Linked DNA regions of Homo sapiens: region 1 is linked to region 2. A link is a contact called in ENCODE Hi-C or POLR2A ChIA-PET data. All regions are on one chromosome and are shown on one strand. Each heading gives the region's core, a stretch centred on a gene start or an enhancer-like site at or near the end of the contact. The rest is flanking DNA. Distances are from core to core; before and after follow the strand shown.

What was found. Hi-C counts contacts between places; a loop is a spot of excess contacts on that map. ChIA-PET counts read pairs that join two places held with the same protein, here RNA polymerase II (POLR2A). Pooled maps may share reads with other maps.
Region 1: a loop to region 2 is called in a pooled map, with 2.4 times the contacts of the local background. The contact joins two enhancer-like sites. A Hi-C loop is called at or near these places in 2 of 50 pooled maps. POLR2A ChIA-PET finds 5 or more read pairs at or near these places in 2 of 52 experiments (T-cell and activated B cell).

Annotation. Positions count from the first base shown.
Region 1 is chr1:12,433,116-12,435,815 of GRCh38, reverse strand. All of the region lies in intron 65 of VPS13D (vacuolar protein sorting 13 homolog D), which reads right to left. Among named protein-coding and RNA genes, the nearest start is that of SNORA59A, 73 kb to the left of the region's middle. RefSeq lists a cis regulatory region at 2,252-2,262 and an enhancer at 2,185-2,329. Within about 2 kb of position 1,420, at least 27 of the 41 ENCODE cell types and tissues checked have a DNase peak (open chromatin) inside an H3K27ac peak, as active enhancers do.
Region 2 is chr1:12,124,264-12,126,963 of GRCh38, reverse strand. It overlaps TNFRSF8 (TNF receptor superfamily member 8), which reads right to left. Exons shown (of 15, transcript NM_001243.5): 11 at 912-1,013; 12 at 728-781. Among named protein-coding and RNA genes, the nearest start is that of MIR7846, 41 kb to the left of the region's middle. Within about 2 kb of position 1,388, at least 10 of the 41 ENCODE cell types and tissues checked have a DNase peak (open chromatin) inside an H3K27ac peak, as active enhancers do.

The DNA.
Region 1 (2,700 bases), core at 171-2,670, 310 kb before region 2:
AAACTGTGACTCAAATTCTCTGTATCCCCTTGATAATACAGCCTTACATGGTTAATCCCTGCAAATATATCGCAGAGAGGTTCGAGAATGAAGCCTACTAGATAGAGTGCTGCTTTTGCACTGGTATTAAGAGGACGGGCTCTGAATCAGAGAATCTCGGTTCTTAGCCTGGCTCTCCTTGTAACCTTGGGCAAATTAGTTAATTTCTCTGAACGTCAGTATCCTCATTTACAAACTAGCATTCCACAGGGTCGTTATGAGGATTAAACAAATCAATTTGTATGAAGACTCAGAACAGTACCTGGCACATAGTGAAGCAGTCAATAAATATGAGTATCTTTTTGTTGTTGTTGTTCAGACAGGGTCCTGCTCTGTCACCCAGGCTGGAATGTGATGGTGCAAACACAGCTCACTGCAGCCTCAACTTCCTAGGCTCGGATGATCCTCCCACCTCAGCCTCCCATGTAGGTGTGACTACAGGCGGGTGCCACCACGCCCAGCTAATTTTTGTATTTTTTAGACTTTTTTTTTTTTTGGTCATGTTGCCCAGGCTGGTCTCGAACTCCTGAGTTCAAGCAATCTGCTCACCTCAGTCTCCCAAAATATTAGTACCATTTTTAAAGCTATCCATTCAGTTACTAAATTCAAAACTTATTTCAACTGGGCAATCAGTATCAGTGTCTATCCCATGTTTTCTGTATAGCAATGCTGAGAAATAAAGATAAATGTAATTAACATTTTAAACACTTACGGTAAGGATACACTAACATATTCCGCAGGGCTAAGTTAACTACTCCATTGTAACTATTTATTTCATAAACTGCATGGCAAGCCTGACAAGCCTACTGGTCAACTTTGACAAAAGATTATGTGAGACAAATGCCAAGGAAATACAAAATTAACATTGTTGTTACTCCTTATCAGACCACAGACAAAAACAAACCCACCAACAGTCCAGAATGAAGGAAACAGGTTGTTGGCTTTTGATTGGAATTTCCTAGGATTGTTACCATGTAGTACAAGATTAATCTAAATGTTTCTTTGTGCACAGACAAGCTTATGTGGAATGTATCAGAATAATATAATAAAGGCTTAGGTTTATGTGTGAACAAAACTGCTTTCAAAAATGTATCATTATCAGGCTGATTAAGAAAATACCACAGATTTAAACATACCTGAGGCCTATAAATAAGTTAGTTTGCTGCTTACTGGGGGTGGGGGGAATACACAGGCTAAATAAACAAACGAAAGTACAGGAAAATCAAACACTTTCAAATGAGCTTTCTTCCTTAAGTAGGTGTAACTAAAACCCAGTTGTATGCTAGGACTACTGAGTATTTTCAAGATAGTGCATGCTGTGGCATTTTAAACCACAGAGCCAAGCTGCTACCACCGCCACCTCAACCACCAAACTTTAAGAGCACACGCTGTGCACTGACTCATTTCATCCTCCCAGCAGCACCCTTCACAGCTGGCAAGTGGATTTTCCAAGCAAAAGGGAGAAACCTAGAACACACCACAAATAGGTACCTATTTTTGCCTTGATGTGTCAAAGTCAGAGAAAAGGGCAAAATTCAAGCAGCTGACCAACGGCATTTCAACAACAGGATGTTCCCAGGGAGACTGCGGCAAAAGATGTCTTTCACAGTATATGTAATTCCACAAAAATAGCAGTTAAAACCAATACGGCATCAGGCACAATGAATGACAATTTCAGGTTAGAAATAACCAAATGCTCAGCCTCTAATTTGTTTTCTTCTGTTTTGAGGGATAAAACAGAGGAATAAAGAATGTGCTGGAAATTTGGGGAATGCACTTCAAACTTCTTTCCTCCTCCTCCTCCTCCACACACACACACACACACACTCTCTCTCTCTCTCTCTCACTCTCTCTCTCTCCCCACCCCCTACCTCCTCCTCTTTGTAAAAGGCCTTTAATTAGCTCACATCCTATCCTGGCCAGGGCTGCCTAATACATTCTGACACCAGCCTGTTGGCCAGGCAGTGGGGTCTAAGTGCAGGCCTGATTAGCGGGATCCCAGTGGATCCCCTGCCGCTCTTATCTCCACAGATGCCTGATGAGTTTGGTATCTTCCTCCCAGCCCTCCCGGGAAGCTGCCCCAGCAGGTGCCCATTGGCAATAGTTTTGTGTTACAGGCCTGAATGAATGATCCCCGCAGGAGCTGCCGACTGTTTTCACAGACACAGAAGGCAGTCAAAAGTCCACTGCGTGAACTTGGAATGACCCCAGCTGCAGAGTCACTGGCGGGTTCATCGGGAGGGCAGGCACGCTTTATTAAACAACTAATACTCTTCACAGATAACTTTCCGAAAAAGCAAAAGTGTTAACTCTTTGCAATCTTGCTCTGACAAAACACTTCAGCTGTGGCGGGGCTCCCTGTGTGACTGAGGGTCTGAACCCAAGTGAGGGCTCTGAGATGGAGGAATGGCGCCAGCAGGGACCATGATTTCATCTGGCCTGAAGAAGGGTTGGGACTCAGTCACCATTTGGTCTACTGTTTTGTTGTTGTTTTTTTGTTTTTTTGTTTTTTTTTTTTCCCCAAGCGTTCCAGATTAAAGCGAAAAGGCAAAAAGCAAAGGTTTCGAGCACCTACTCCAGGGAGGACAGTGTGGCTGGGAGTCAGCCTGACAGTTACAGCCCCCAGCCAGGCCGGCTCTCAGCACCTCCAGAACAAGAGGG
Region 2 (2,700 bases), core at 139-2,638:
GCACCCAGGACTCAGGAAGGCCTGAAGCTTCCAGGAAGGAAAAAGCCCCAGGCACAGGCCAGCCTGTCAATAGGCAGCAGCCACCGATTGCAGGCAGGTACTCCACGATGCGCTTAACAGCCCGACCTCGACGAATCCACAGGCCAAGCCTCTGAAGTAGATTCTACCATCTGCATTTTCCGGATGAGGAAACTGAGACACAGGACAATTCAGTAACTCACCCAGGGTCACACAGCTTGTAAGTGGCAGAACCAGGGTCCCTCTTGCCCCATGTGCTCCTTTCCCCTCCTGCCCCTGGGCTGACTTGCCAGGTGGTAGAAGAGGGGGAGAGAGGGGAAAGAGAAAGAGAAGGAGGGAGAGGGAGAAAGGGAGGGTAGAATGTAGAGAGGAAGGCAAGGCTGGCAGGAATGCCCCCTGGGGGTACTGGAGGAAAAAGTGACAGACAAGATAGACTTTTAAACGTTCATGCCAGCATCCATCCAGGTGCTGCTCTGGGCAAGCCACACAGTCGTCACACCCAGTACAGTCTTCACCTCATTGCATTCTCCACACGCATGAGTTTTCACCCACATTGCATCCCTACAGATGTACAGAATGCGACAGGAGCCACAGACAGGGAGCTTCGAGGCTGGGGTAGAAGTTCAGTCTCTGGAGCCCACGCCCCGGGCCCAGAGCTGCCCTGTGTTCCTCTGGCTCGGGCAGCCCCTTTGGACGGCTGGACACTCACCCACAAGCTCTAGCTTGGGCTGGGAGGTCTGGACCGGGTAGCACAGGTGGAGCTCTGAAACGACACCAGGAGGAAGGCTGGGGGTGGCGGCCTCAGAGAGCAGGAGCAGGCAGGGAAAGAACCCAGGCCAGGCTGGCAGAGAGCAACCTGTCCTCCCCAAGGCCCCAAGGACACAGCCACTTACTCTGCCGAATTCGCTTCCTGCAGGCCCTCCGGTGGCACAGGAGGAAGGCGCTGGAGCCGACCACCACAACCAACACCAGGATCACCCAGAAGAGCACTGGCCCTGGAACACAGAGACGCCCCACACTCTTTGCCTTGCTGCAACCACACAAGACAGCCCCAGCCCCAGACGACTTCCTCCTTCTCCTGGGACACAGCTTCCATCATGGCTAACAACAACAGGTCCTTTCCAAGCCAAGGCTCTTATCTCATCCAGCCCTCCCTCGCCTGGCTCCAGGAAGCTGATCAACTATTGAAGGCTGAGAGAAGGGCAAACTGTGTCTAGAGAGTGAGAAATTGAGGCGTCTAGGAGCCAGAACAAAGGAATTGAGGTCCAATAGACCAAAATTTGGGGACTGTGGACGAGGGCCCGGTGTGACCGGCATCTGGCAGCACTGCTGGTGTGGCCGGAGTCAGGGTGGGGAGGGCCAAGCAGTGAGGGGAAGGAAGAGGTTGAACCCAGTCCCCTCCCGGCCAACCCTCTAGACCTGCTTGATGAGGGCAGGCATGGAGTCCCCACTGCACATAAACACACCCCACAAGCGTTCCCTGAATGAATGATCCCCAACCCTATGCCCTAGGCACCGTCACTACCTTCAGTTTAAAAATGAGGGGAGCTGAGGCTCACGAAAGTTCGTTAAGTTGCCCAAGGTCACCCTGAGAGTAAGTGGCAGAGCCCCAGCCCAGGCCAGGCCAGGCCGGGGGGACTGCAGGGCCACGCTCTTAACCCCTATCTAGATCTACTTCTTCACACCTCGGTACTAAACTCGCTTCGTTTTTCCCTTTTGTCACTTACAGAGATCATAGAGCTAGTGATTGCACTTTATTGAAGTCCATGTTTAGATGTTTAAAAAGTAGTATATGCCAGTTAAGTGCTTCTCAAACGTTAATGTGCACATGAGTGCCCTGGAGATCTTGTTAAAGTGCAGTTTCTGATTCTCTAGGTCTGGGATGGGGCCCATAATTTGCTTTCCTAACAAGTTCCCAGCCGGTGCCAATGCTGCCAGACGGGACCGCACTTTCAGAAACTCTGGCCGGAGCACTACTGCCACCTCGTGTCAGCCACTAGAACTGCAAGTCCTAAAATGAGTAACCTGGCATCTTTCCCTAAGAGCTAACTCTTGGGGGTTTTGTTTGTTTTGTTTTGTTTTGTTTTGTTTTGTTTTGTTTTGTTTTGTTTTGTTTGAGACTGATTCTCATTCTGCTGCTCAGGCTGGAGTGCAGCGGTGCAATCTCGGCTCACTGCAACCTTGCAACCTCCGCCTCCCGGGTTCAAGCGATTCTCCTGCCTCAGCCTCCTGAGTAGCTGGGATTACAGGCGCGCGCCACCACGCCTGGCTAATTTTTGTATTTTTAGTAGAGATGTGGTTTCATCGTGTTGGCCAGGCTGGTCTCAAACTCCTGACCTCGTGATCCACCCACCTTGGCCTCCCAAAGTGCTGGGATTACAGGCGTGAGCCACCGCGTCCAGCCTAAGAGCTAACTCTGACAGAGGCCGTCTACAATGCTACACTGCTTATAACCCTGCACGGTCTCTGCCATTACCATTGTATAGATGAGACAACTGAGGCTCAAAGGCTCGAACAACTAGTCAAAGTCATGAAATCAATCAACAAAGACCTATTTTCTGAGTAGCAATTATAAGCCACGAGGATGAAGCTGTGAAAAAAATTCCTGCCTACAAGAATTAAAGAATAGTCACTAGCAGCCAGGCGCAGTGGTTCACACCTATAATCCTAGCACTTTGGGAG